Linked DNA regions of Homo sapiens: region 1 is linked to region 2. A link is a contact called in ENCODE Hi-C or POLR2A ChIA-PET data. All regions are on one chromosome and are shown on one strand. The core of a region is the stretch at or near the end of the contact, and the rest is flanking DNA. Distances in the headings are between cores, read along the strand shown.

Region 1 (6,660 bases), core at 1,470-3,969, 88 kb after region 2:
CCAAATATTAGTGGGTTTCTCAAGTTTCTTTCTGTTGGTTCCTGCTTTAATTGTGTTGTGTCTGGAGAAAACATTTATTATGTCTTTAGTTTTTAAAAATTCATTAGGACTTTTTAAAAATGGGTAGCATATGTTCTCCTGTGTGTGCTTCAAAAGAATACGTATTCTGTTGTTTTATGGAGTGTTCTGTTGATGTCATGTCAAGGTCATTGTTATTGTTGTCTTCTGTATTCTTGCTGATTTTTTGTCTACTTGTGCTATCCGTTATTGAGAGTGGGATACTGAGGCCTTACACTATTATTGTTAAATAGTCCTACCTTTCAAGTTCTGTTAGTTTTTGTTTCATGCATTTTTTTCTCTGTTGTTAGGTACATATATGTTTGTCATTGTCATATCTTCTGATTAATTGAAGCTTTTATTATTACAAAATGTCCCTTTTTTCTCTAGTAACATTTTAATTTTAAAGCCTATGTCAGTTTTGTCTGATATGATTATGACCACTCCACCTTGGTTATGGTTATGCTTATGTGGTATCTCTTTTTTCATCCTTTTTAGCATTTGTATCTTGTGGGCAGCATGTGGTTGAATTTTGTTTTTAAAAAGTCTATTTTGCCAGCCTGTCTTTTTATTGAAATGTGTGTTAATTCATGTAATTGTTGATATGGCTCATTTACATATCAATAGCTCATGCCATTTTGTTAGTCATTTTTTATATGTCATGTCTTTTTTGTTCCTCTGTTCCTCCTTGGTTACCTTTTTTTGTGTATGTTAAATAAATCTTTTAGTATAAACTTTGAATTCCTTTACAAAAAGAAACTGTACTTTTTTTTTTTTTAAACCCACAAATTTATTTCTTACATTTGTGGAAACTGGGAAGTCAAGGTTAGCAGCTGATTTGGTTCCTGCCGAGGGCTCTCTTCCTGGGCTGCAGATGGCCTCCTGTGTCCTCACATAGTAGAAGAGAGCTTTACTCTTTTTTATGAGTTATTTTATAGTGGTTGCTCTAGAGTTTATAGGATGCATTGTAACATTATAACCTGCGTCAGAATAATACTAACTTAATTCTGGCAGACTTTGCTTCAGCATAGCTCTAGTCTCTTTTTCCTTTGTCCTATTATTGTAATATATTTTATAACAGTACAGGTTTATTATTTATAACTATATGGGTTCATTATTTTTCCATGCAATTATCTTTTAAGTAAGAGAAGAAAACTTAAAAAGAGTATTTTTTCTATTTTTTACATTTGCCTACATAATTACTTTTACTGGTACTTTAATTTTTTATGTGGATTCAAGTTACCATCTGGTGGTGTTTCCTTTCAGCCTGAAGTACTTGCTTTAGCATATCTTGTAAAAAAAATTTTGGTGGCAACAAATTCTCTTTGTCTATCTGGGAAGATCTTTATTTTTGTCCTCTTTTTTGAAGGATAGTTTTACTGGATTTAGAATTCTTGTTTGACAGTAGAGTATGTTATACCACTTAATTCTGGCCTTCATTGTTTCTTTTGAGAAGTCAGCTGCTAATTTTACTGGGGTTCCCCTGTGCATGATAAGTCCATTTTTCTCTTGCTGCTTTCAAGATTTTGATGTGTATCGGTGTGGATATTTTAATGTTTATTCTACTTGGATTTTATTGAGATACTTGGATATACAGATTTATACTTCTTACTAAATTTGGAATGTTTTCAGACATTAAAAACTTCTATGACTCTTCAAAAGATGTCAAAACTTGTATGGCCCTCACTATTCTTTTCTTCTGGGATTCCCATTATGCATATGTTGGTATTGATTGTAACCCACAGATTTCCTACTTGGTTCATTTTTCATTCTCACTTCTGTTCTTCAGATTGTGTAATTTGTATTGATTTATCTTTGAGTTCACTGATTCTTCCTTCTGCATTCAAGTTTGCTGTTGTCCCTCTAATGAAGCTTTCACTTTAGTTACTTTTCAACTCCAGAATTTCCATTTTTTAAAAAATGTTGATCTCTTTATTAAGTGTTCTCTGATTAGTCATTGTTTTCATGCTTTGATTAAACACGGTTTTCTTTTGTTCTTTGAAGATGTATTTTTATTGGCTGCTTTGAAGTCTGTCTGTTAAGTCCAACATTTGGGAACCCTTGGAAATAGCTTCTGTTTATACTGAGTATTTTTTTTTTTATACTAGATAAGCCATACTTTCCTGTTTAAAACTGGACATTTTAAATAATACATTGTAACAGCATTTATTTCTGATACTCTCCTGCCAGGGGTTATTGTCCCTTTTTTTGTTTGTTTTATGACTTGGCCAAGATTAATAATGAGTTTTTCTCTACAGCGTGTGGCCTCTGATGTCTCTCCTCAGTTATGTTTGACTACTTATGGGTCACCTTGGATCAATATATCTTAGTGATCAGCTGGTGACTGGTCAGAGATTGTACTTAGGCATCTTGTTTTGGTAAGACTTTCATCCTTTGTCAAAGTCTCTGTTTTGTTTGAGGAACACACTGAAAATTTATGCAGTTTACGAGTCTTCCCTGGGGGTATGTATATAGTTAGAGCCTTCTCTGGTCTCTCAGCATGTTCATACCCTAATATGCCCATTACCTTTCAAAATGTAAGCTTATCAAGGACTATGATTGTCTCACTTCCTGATTGTTTCTGTTAAATCTCCAGGCAGAAAATTTTTTTCTTCTGATCTCTTTTTTGGCCCAGCTATAGTATTTCAGCTTCAGGTCATCTATGATGTATGTGGACCTCTCCTATGTTTGGCACTGAAATTGCTATATTTAACAAAGCCCCTGGGCGTTGGGTTTTTCCACGTTGTTTCAGATTGAGTCAGCTCCCTACAGTATAAATGCTTCTGGTTTTACAAGCTGTCCCACCCTGTTAGAACTATTGTCTGAAGGAGCTGGGGTGAGGGAGAGTGGTCACAATGCCACATACTGTCATCATTTTTACCCAACTTTCAGTAGTTTTCTTGAATAAACACTTCTCCATTTGTCCTATGTTTTGGTCAATACTCAGAGGTGAAAAGTAGTTGTTTTTGATAATTTTGTCTAATTTTTTTAAAAGTCTGTTTTTTAAGAGCAATTTTAGATTCACAGCAGTACTGAGCAGAAGGTACAGAGATTTTCCATATATCCCATGCTCCCACACCTGCATAGCCTCCCCTATCATCAACATCCCCACCAGAGTGATACATTTGTTACAATAGTTGAATATCCATTGCCACAGTAGTTGAATATCCATTGCCACATCATCACCCGAAGTTGATAGTTTGTATTAGAATTCACTCTTGGTGGACATTCAGTTGCTTTGGATAAATATATAAGAACACATATCCACCATTATAGTTGCTGAGTAGTCTCACTGCCCTAAAAATCCTCTGTGCTGTGCCTATTCATCCGTCCCTATGCCCCAATACCTGGTAATCACTGATTTTTAAAATTGTCTCCATAGTTTTGCTTTCTCTGGGATGTCATGTAGTCGGAATCACATAATGTTTAGCTTTTTAAGATTGGCTTCGTTCTCCTTTGAGTTTCCATAATGTCTTTTCATGGTTTGATAGATCTGAAAATAATATTCCATTGTCGGGATGTACCGCAGTTCATCCATTCACCTACTGAAGGACATCTTGGTTGCTTTCAAGTTTTGGCAAGTACAAGTAAAACTGCTATAAACATCAGTGTGTGGCTTTTTGTGTGGACATACGTTTTCAGCTTCTTTGGGTAAATACCAAGTGGTATGATTGACAGATCATATGGTAAGACTATGTTTTGTAAGAAACTGCCAAACCGTCTTCCAATCTAGCTGTACTATTTTGCATTCCCACCAGCAATGAATGAAAGTTCCTGTTGCTCCACATTCTAGCCAATATTTGGTGGTGTCACTGTTCTGGATTTTGGCTATTCTAATAGGTGTGTAGTGGTAACTCATTGTCATTTTAATTAGCATTTACCTGATAAAACATGATATGGATCATCTTTTCAGATGCTTATTTGCCATCTGTGTGTCTTCTGGTGAGGTGTCTGTTAAGGACTTTGGCCCCTTTTTTAGTCAGGTTGTTTTCTTATTGTGTTCAATTTAATACTTATTTGTGTATTTCAGATAACAATCCTTTGTCAGAAATGCCTTTTGCAAATATTTTCTCCCAGTCTGTGGTTTGTCTTTATATTCTCTTGACAGTGTCTTTCACACAGCAGAAATTTTAATGAAGTCCAGCTTATCAGTTTATTCTTTCATGAATCATGCCTTTGCTGTCATATCTAAAAGGCCATTGCTAAATCCAAAGTCATCTAGATTTTTCTCCTATATTCTAGAGTTTTGTAGTTTTGCATTTTATATTTAGGTCTGTGACCAGTTTTGAGTTAGTTTTTGTGAAGGGTGTATGGTCTGTGTCTAGATTTGTTTTGCATATGATGTCAGGTTGCTCCAGCACTATTTGTTGCAGACTTTCTGCTCCATTCCATTGCCGTTCCTCCTTTGCCAAAGATCAGTTGACTGTATTTATGTAGCTCTGTTTCTGAGCTGTCTGTTTCATTTCATTGACCTGTTTCTCTCTTATCAATACCATACTGTCTCGATTGCTGTAGCTTTGTAGTAAGTCTTGAAGTCTGAAAATGTCAGTTAACTTTGTTCTCCTCCCATATTGTGTTGGGTATTCTGGGTCTTTTACCTCTCCATGTAAACTTTAGAATCAGTTTATTGGTATCTACAAAATAATTTGCTGGGATTATGAATGGGATTGCATTGAATCTATAGATCAAGTTGGAAAGAACTGATATCTTGACAGTTGAATCTTCCTGTCCATGAACATGGAGTACCTCTCCATTGATTTAGTTCTTTGATTTCATTTGTCAGAGTTTTGTATATAAGTCTTGTACATAACTTATTAGATTTAAACCTAAGTATTTCATTTTGAGGGTGCTACTGTAGATGGTATTGTGTTTATAATTTCAAATTCCACTTGTTCACTGCTGGTGTATAGGGAAGTGATTGACCATTGTAACCTTGCTATAATCACTTATAAGTTTCAGGAGGTTTTCTTTTTTGGTTGATTCTTTCCAGTTTTCTACAAAGATGACTGTCATCTATGTACAAAGACAGTTTGGCTTCCTCCTTCCAAATGTGTATACCTTTTATCTCTTTTTCTGTATTATCAAGGACTTGCAATATGAAGTTGAAAAGGAGTGGTGAGAGGGGATATCCTTGCCTTGTTCCTGATTAGTGGGAAGGCTTCAAGTTTCTCACCATTAAGTATGATGTTAGCGTGGGTTTTTGTAGATTTTTAAAAATTAAATTGAGGAACTTCACCCTATTCCTAGTTTACTGTGAGTTTTTATTATTAGCAGGTGTTGGATTTTGCCAAATGCTTTTTCTTCATCTATTGATGTGATCATGTGATTTTTTTCTTCTTTACCTTGTTGATGTGATAGATTACATTGATTTTCAAATGTTGAACCACCCTTGCATACCTAGAATAAATCTCACTTGGTCATGGTGTATAATATAATCCTTTGCATACATTTTTGGATTCAGTTTAATAATATTTTCTTGAGTTTTGCATCTGTGTTTATTAGCAATATTTGTCTGTAGTTTCTTGTAATGTCTTTGCCTGATTTTCATATGGTAATGCTGAACTCATAGAAGTAGGGAGTACTCCCTGTGCTTCTATCATCTGAAAGAGATAGGAGAGAATTGGTGTATTTTTTTTTTTTCCTTAAATGTTTCATAGAATTCATAAGTGTATCTGTCTGGGCCTGCGCTTTGTGTTTTGGAAAGTTATTAATTATTTAATAGAGATAGTCTTATTCCGATTGTCTGTTTCTTCTCGTGTGAGTTTTGGTAGATTGTGCTCTTCAAGGAATTGGTCCATTTTTTCTAGGAGTACCATATTTGTGTGCATAGACGTGTTCATAGTATTTCTTGGTTATCCTTTTAATCTCCCTGGGATCTGTAATGACATTCTCTTTTTTTATTTCTGAAATCAGCAATTTGTGTCCTCTCTCTTTTTTCTTAGTTAGCTTGTCTTACTGATTTTATTTATCTAAGAACCAGCTTTTGGTTTGGTTGATTTTCTCTACTGATTTTATGTTTTCAATTTCATTGATTTCTGCTTTAAATTTTTATTCTTCTCCTTACTTTGGAATTAATTTCCTCTCCTTTTTCTATTCTTATAAGGTGAAGGCTTAGATGATTAATTTTAGATCTCTCTTTTCTGATATATGCATTCAGTGTTAAAAATTTTCCTTTAAGCACTGTTTTCACTGCATCCCACAAATTTTGATAAGTTGTATTTTTTATTTTTGTTCAAAATATTTTAAAATTTCTTTTGAGACTTTCTTTGATCCATGTGTTACTTAGAAGTGTGTTGTTTAATCTCCAAGTATTTGGGAGATTTTCCAGCTATATTTGTTATTGATTTCTAGTTTAATTCAATTGTGATGTGAGAGCAGACACTGTATAATTGCTATTTTAAATTTGTTAAGGTGTGTTTTATGACCCCAAGTGTGATTTGTCTTGGTTAATGTTCCATATTAGCTTGGAAAAAATTATGTATTCTGCTGTTATTGAATGAAGTAGTCTGTAGATAACCATTATATCAAGTTAGTAAATGGTGTTAATGAGTTCAGCTGTGTCCTTAACTGATCTTTTGACTGCTGGATCTGCCCATTTCTGAT
Region 2 (6,765 bases), core at 540-3,039:
ACCAGCCTGGCCAACATGGTGAAACCCTGTTTCTACTAAAAATACAAAAATTAGCCAGGTGTGGTGGCACGCGCCTGTAGTCCCAGCTACTCAGGAGGCTGAGGCAGGAGAATCGCTTGAACCCAAGAGGCAGAGGGTGCAGTGAGCCAAGATGGCACCATTGCACTCCAGCCTGGGCAACAGAGGAAAAAAAAAAGAACCTTCCCAGAAGCCTCCAGGAAGTCTCTGTTTGGACGACATCGCACACCCATTCTTGAACCAACTATTTAGAAGGGAGATGCATCACCCCCTTTGCCTGGAGCTAGGGGGTGGGTCAGCTTCCTACAGGCACAGGACTATGTGGTCGCGGGTTAAGCCCCTAAACGAGGGGAAGTGGGGTGGGCAGCAGCCGATCTCCATTACAAGGGACAAGAGTAGGGGCAGCAAGGCCAGATCAATGGTTGCTGAGGTGGCTGGGGATGGAGAGAGGATGGTGGTGGTAGAAGAGATGGTAACAATGGTCAGGTCCTGGCTGTTCCAGAGGTGATGATGGTTGGATATGCAGTGAGGAAAAGACAGGAATGAACATTTATCTTTTCCCAAGTTGTCCTTGCTTTCTTCCTTTGAAGCCATAAAAAGGAAAAAAAGGGTGGATCTGGACTTGGGAGCTGGGCAGGAGTGAGGGAAGAGAAGCAGAGCAAGCAGGCACACCAGGCTGTGACTCTGCAGGCATCTCTCTGCCTAGACTTGTCTGTATGATGTGGAACGAACACGACCCATCTTTACTGCTAGCGACTGCAGCAGATAAGGCAAGGCCACTTTCACGCAGTTAGGTTAATAGGAGGCTGTACAAAGGGCTGTAGGAGGAAGTGGGCACAGGAGTTCTAAAATAATTGGAACGGCCAGGTGTGGTAGCTCACACCTGTAATCCTAGCACTTCAGGGAATCCAAGACAGGAGGTTAGCTAAGACAGGAGGCTCGCTTAATGTCAAGACCAGCCTGGGCAACATAGGGAGACCCCGCCTCTACAAAAAATAGAAAAATTAACAGGATGTGTTGGTGCGGGCCAGTGGTCCCAGCTACTCCTGAGGCTGAGGTGGGAAGATCGCTTGAGTCTAGGAGTTTGAGGCTGCAGTGAGAAATGATGGCACTACTGCACTCCAGCCCGGGCGACAGACCAAGACTCAGTCTCTTAAAAAAAAAAAAAAAAAAAAGAAAAGTGGGGGCAAAGTTATCCTTGGAAAATTTCTTAGTCCATTCATAGCAGCATATTAAAATTAGTACAGTAGCTTAATTTATATAAGAGAAAATACAATGTGTACAGTAATTAATGAACATGCAAAATATAATTGTATATTTCAACTCACTAAAAAGGCACAGAAAGAGTTGAATTTGCTAAAATTAAATGTGCTTATGAAACAGCTCTAGTACATGAATTAAGCTCCTAGATACAGATGCAGCGCCAAACGACGGGGAGGGAGATGGGGCACTCAAGGCGACACGCGGCTCTTGTTGCCGAGCGTTTCCTGGGCGTGGAGCTTCTATAGAATGTAAGCTTTTTTTTTTTAAGGTTCCAAAGCCTATATTTAGTGCTTTCATATACGTAATCTCAAAAAAAAAAAAAGAAAGAAATATCGGCATAAAATGTAAGCTTCCAGAGGGATACAAACGCAGCCCAGCGCGGACACCGCCAGCCCCAGCCACGCGGTTCGCATCAAGCGCACTCCCCTGGGGGCGGGGCCTGCGCGAGCTGGGCGTGTCGGGGGCGGGGCCTGCGCGCTTGCTTCCGGCGTGCCGCGAGAGGCGGGGCGTGTGGGGAGGCGCGGCCGCCACGCGACGCCTGGCTGGGCCCGCACCGGAGAGGCGTCTCGGTACCTGGCAGGCGGCCTGCTACTCGGAGCCCGCTGCGGGGCGGCGGCGGCGGGGACATGCACGTGTGAGATGCGGCAGCGGGCGGCGCGGACGCGAACAGCAGCGGCGGCGGCGGGCGCGGCCTCCTGGGCGCGGGGCGCGCGGTGCCTGAGGGCGGGCGCGCGGGCGCTGGGCAACTGCCGGCCGCGCCGCCTGCGCAGGCGCTGGTTCAGGACTCACACGCCGCGCTGAGGCCCGCGGGCCCGTCATGGAGGCGCCCACCGTGGAGACGCCCCCCGACCCCTCGCCCCCTTCGGCCCCGGCCCCTGCCCTGGTTCCGTTGCGCGCCCCGGATGTGGCGCGGCTGCGCGAGGAGCAGGAAAAGGTAACTAGCAGCCCCGCGCCGCTTCCGCCTCCGCCCGCCGGGCTGCCCCTGCCTGTGCTCTGGGCCGCCGCCCCGCGTGGCCTAGGCCCAGCTGCCCGGGCCCCCGGAGGGAACGGGGATAAACTTTTGTCACGTGCTTCTGTTGTCTTTGTCTGCAGCCCTTTGACTTCGCAGCGGAGTGAGGGGTGTGCAGCCCGTTCGCCTGCCCAGGAAAGGGGGCTTCTGAGCTGAAGGCGTGCGGCAGCGCGTGGGAATTTGGGGGCGGGGGCAGCACGCTGTCAACGGAAGCGTTCGCCTTAATATTTGTAGCTTGTAATGACCTAAACATTGCTTAAAATGTGTACTGTTTGTTGCTCTTTGATTGCACGGAAAAGTTTTACCGCGTTTGTCATGATAATGCTTCCTGTGCAATATTTGGTTATTTAATATTTGTCACAATATAATGCCATTTAAACATTAAAAAAAAAAGAGAGTCTCACTATGTTGCCCAGGCTAATCTCGAACTTCTGGCCTCAAGCGATCCTCCCCCTCCTACCCTTCCCCACCTCGCCTCCCAAAGTGTTGGGATTATAGGCCTGAGTCACCGCACCCGGCTCATTTTTACAAATTTTAATTTCATCGTATAATAAATGAGTTTTAAACTACTGGTGAAAAGGGTACAAAGTTTTGTGTTTCCTAGTGGGACTTTATATAAAGAAGTATTCCCAATTTAAGAAATAGTTTTATTGTTAAATCTGATTTTTCTGTGGATTCTGTGGTCTTTCAGATTGATTCTGTCCCCTCAAGTGTCTTGAAATTGTTACTTTGAAAAGCAGTATTTAATTTGCTTAAAATATTTTATGTCATGTTTGGAAGAGCATGGATTATAAAGGGTTAGGAAGTTGCTTCAACACTATAAGCAGTTTAAAAGTTCTTAACTTTTTAATTGAACATTCCTGTATAAGAACGACTGTTTACATAGATACAAAAATATACTCAGTTCTACTAGATGGGGGTTTTGATAGAACTTAAAAAACCCTCGTTTGCTTGGAAACCACCTGTTGGGATGAACTGCGGGAATCTTTCTTTGTTCTGGTTGGTTTAAATTATTTTGTGGGTTGGATTTTCATTTCTCAGCCATTTTTCTCTAATAACGCAACTGTTAGGTTTGGAAGCCATGTTTTCAAGATGAAGGTTTAAAAATCCAGTGGCTAGGGTGGTGACTCAAACCTGTAATCCCAGCTGCTTGGGATGTCAAGGTCGTGGAATTGCTTGAAGCCAAGGAGTTCGAGATCAGCCTGGGCAACACAGGGAGACCTCCGTCTATACAAAAAAATACAAAAAATTAGCCGGGCCATGGTGGTGCACGCTTGTAGTCCCACGTACTTGGGAGGCTGAGGTGAGAGGATCACTTGAGCTCAGGCGTTTGAGGCTGCAGTGGGCCATGGTCATGCAACTGCACTTCACCCTGGGCGACAGAGTGAGACCCTGTCATTCATATATATATATATATATATATATATATATATATATATATATATATATATATAAAACTTAACTAGTTTGGCGTCTTTAAATTAGAAGACATTAATGTATTTTTTTAAAAGAGAAAGATAGAAAAAGAAGAAAGAAAAAACAGCCCCTCATGAAATCTTACTCCTTTTGCCAAAACTTGGCATTTTTTATTCTTTCAGAGAATGTGACACAGACCCTCAGAGGATGGTGTTTCTATTGCCTTTCCTCTGCTGCAGTGGGTTAATTTCACCTCCTTCAGTGTATAATACGTGCATAATGCTGACTTGATATGTTTTCTGCCATTTGGCATATTAAAAAGATATCCTTAGTTTTATTCTGATGTTAGTGTGACTGAAATGCAAAGGATACTTTTTGGGGTGCTCTGAACAGCTTTCTGGTATCGTGTTGAGTTACATTGGAAGAGAGAGTAACTGCTTTTTCAGTTACAGTCTTGTGGCAAACTGAATGACTGTTTTCTGTAGACATTGACTGTGCTACCAAATTATTTTTCTGTGTTGTGTTAATGTTAATTCGGCACACAAAATAACCACGTATATCTGTCATGGGTGTGTAAAATTATCCCCAGTTCAGGAAAAAGCGCGTCAGTATTTAATCTATCTTTATTTAATAGAAGCATTTGCTTCAGTGGACAGGAGACCCACAAGGCCACAAAATAAACTGATTAGATAGCTGCACTGTAATTATAGTGTAGTACAGGAAAACTACCCAGTAAATCGGCAGTGAAAATTTTTTGTGAAGCAATTTATTTAGGCTTTAAAGCTGGCCCAGTTGTGGGAGTACAGTGAGTTCTAGTAAAGTAGAAGCGTAGTGACATCCTGAGTGTAGAAGGGGAAAATGTCATAGTAGCTTCATATGTGGCACTTAGTATTCCTTTATGAAAGATGAATCAAACATGCTTTTAAGCTCTTGGCCTTTCCCTACATGGGTTTTGTGAGACAGAGTTAAACTCTGCAGAAAATGATTTGAATGACTGTTCTCAGTTTTCCCTGAGAGGGTACCTACCTAGTTGGCTGTAGATGCAGAGAGAGAAATGAGTTCCTTACACACAGTGGGTGCCTTAGGCTTAGGGCATAATCTTCTCTGGGAGCCTTGATTGAGAGGGGCTGGTAGGTAATGTGGCTTAAATGTTGCTCATTAGTTTTGCTCTTTCTTTTTTTCCAAATTCAGCTAAGGAGTATAACAAGTTTTACGCTCTCTCTCTCTTTTTTTCTTGTATGTTCTCTGGAACATGGAATAAAAAGGACAAAAAATTGGCAACCTGAGGAAGAGGACAGACAAGGGGCATGAACAAGCCACAACCTCTAAGTGACAATATCTGTAGTCAGCGGTTAGGATCAAATATTTTAACATTGCTTTCACTTACAGTCAATGGTGAAACATTTCCAAAACAATTTATTTTAGTTAGAACTTCGGTTTGTTTCTATTTTGATCTAGCAATAAAACATGTAAGAAACATTCCCTGCAGCTTTGTTTATAAAGAGAAAAACTAAAAGTCTGACATTGGGGGATTGGTTAAATAAATCAGGAGCTGTTACGTAGGCATTGAAAACTAGGACAGTATGTATAGGGTGGTTCCAGTTACGTTTATATAAATATTTACACATTTTACATAGGAAAACACCATTGTTTTAAAAGTACACAATTTTATTATTTTACCTAAAAGTTTGTAAAATTGGATGGGATTTTTTTTTTTCCAAAAAAAGCTATTGATAAAACTTATTTTAATTTTAACGAAAATTGGAATGTTACTTTAATTGCAAAACACTTTCTGAGCCTGAAAAATGGCTCTTGGCTGGTTTGAATGCCGGTTAGGCAGGTTTATTTCTTGGTTACTTCAGAGCTGATATATATAATTTATTCAAACAACCATCTTCCAGTTGATTTCCTTCCCCCCCCCAAAGGTTTTATTTAATCTTCATTTGTTATAAGATACAGGGAGAGGAGAGAAATTCAGATCATCCTTTTTTTGTCTTTAACTAAATCTGTTTTTACTAACAGCAGTAAAATATTTGTTGGAAAAATGGAAGCTTAACCTGTCTAGACTGTGACCTATACCATAAAATGTGTGGTCTAGGACTGTTGTGGAGTGTCTTGGGCTGTTCAGGGAGGTTTCCTTGTACTAAGATCTTGTTAAATCTGATTCTAAGAATTGCATTATGTTGAAATTTTTGTTTCTTGGCTAAGGTGATGTTTCTGAGATACCTGTATTTTATCTCTAGATACTATTAGCTTTTATTAGCAGAACTACTGAGATTTTATTGTAATATTTTAAAAAGTGGTGGATCCAGTATCGTTTTTATAGGCTTATTTGCAGGATAATAGTAAGATTAGAAAATTCATTAGGATAATATATTTATAATTGAGTGCCTCATGTAGTTCTCACTTGGAATTTTGGAATAGCTTATACTTCCTGATATAGATCCTTGGGGAATTAAATGCATTAAGAGTAAATATTTTAAATTTTTTATAAAGCAGAACAGCTAATTTAACTTAATGGAGGGTTTTCATATTTCTTGTGATAAACTAAACTGCACATAGTTTAAAGAACTGTCAGCCACGTAGGCCATATAACAGCTATTCTTTCCAAGCCTAGAATCCATGCCATAGAATTTATGTAACAAATATTTAATGAGTATCTACTACATGCCAGGCATGTTCTGCTGAGTGTGCAGTAATGAACAAAATACAGCAAGTTCTTTCTTTCATGGTTACACTCTAGGGGTGAAGGCATGCAGTTACATAGCCTTACCTTGGGTGTTTGGTAGGTAAGGCTAAGTAGAAAAACAGGAAGGTAAGAGGCGTGTAGAGAATGAGGGATGTGAGTGGAGGGATGGTGTCTTCTGTAAGCCATCAGAGAGGGCTTCTCTGTTAGGTTCCATTTGAGCAGAAACTTGAAATAAGTGGGGAGTGAGCTGTGTGGATATATGGAGGATATTTTAGAGAAGAGCTTTCTAGCCAGTATGAGAGCAGTACCAGATCATTGTAAGAGTTTTGGTTTTCATATTTGTGAGATGGGAAACGATTGGAATGTGTTT

What was found. Hi-C counts contacts between places; a loop is a spot of excess contacts on that map. ChIA-PET counts read pairs that join two places held with the same protein, here RNA polymerase II (POLR2A). Pooled maps may share reads with other maps.
Region 1: a map of GM12878 shows a loop between it and region 2 (2.7-fold over the local background). The contact joins the enhancer-like site here to the promoter of URI1 in region 2. A Hi-C loop is called at or near these places in 2 of 168 maps with a recorded cell type or tissue (GM12878 and dorsolateral prefrontal cortex), 7 of 37 single-sample maps with no recorded cell type and 6 of 50 pooled maps. POLR2A ChIA-PET finds 5 or more read pairs at or near these places in 9 of 52 experiments (A549, AG04450, GM10248 and 6 more).

Annotation. Positions count from the first base shown.
Region 1 is chr19:30,027,597-30,034,256 of GRCh38, forward strand. No RefSeq gene overlaps it. Among named protein-coding and RNA genes, the nearest start is that of URI1, 89 kb to the left of the region's middle. RefSeq lists enhancers at 2,707-2,756, 2,822-3,321. Within about 2 kb of position 2,720, at least 3 of the 41 ENCODE cell types and tissues checked have a DNase peak (open chromatin) inside an H3K27ac peak, as active enhancers do; they include GM12878 and PC-9, where a contact is called at or near this core.
Region 2 is chr19:29,940,450-29,947,214 of GRCh38, forward strand. URI1 (URI1 prefoldin like chaperone) reads left to right here and starts at 1,790. Exons shown (of 11, transcript NM_003796.3): 1 at 1,790-2,215. The coding sequence starts at 2,099. RefSeq lists an enhancer at 1,536-1,625 and a silencer at 1,646-2,315.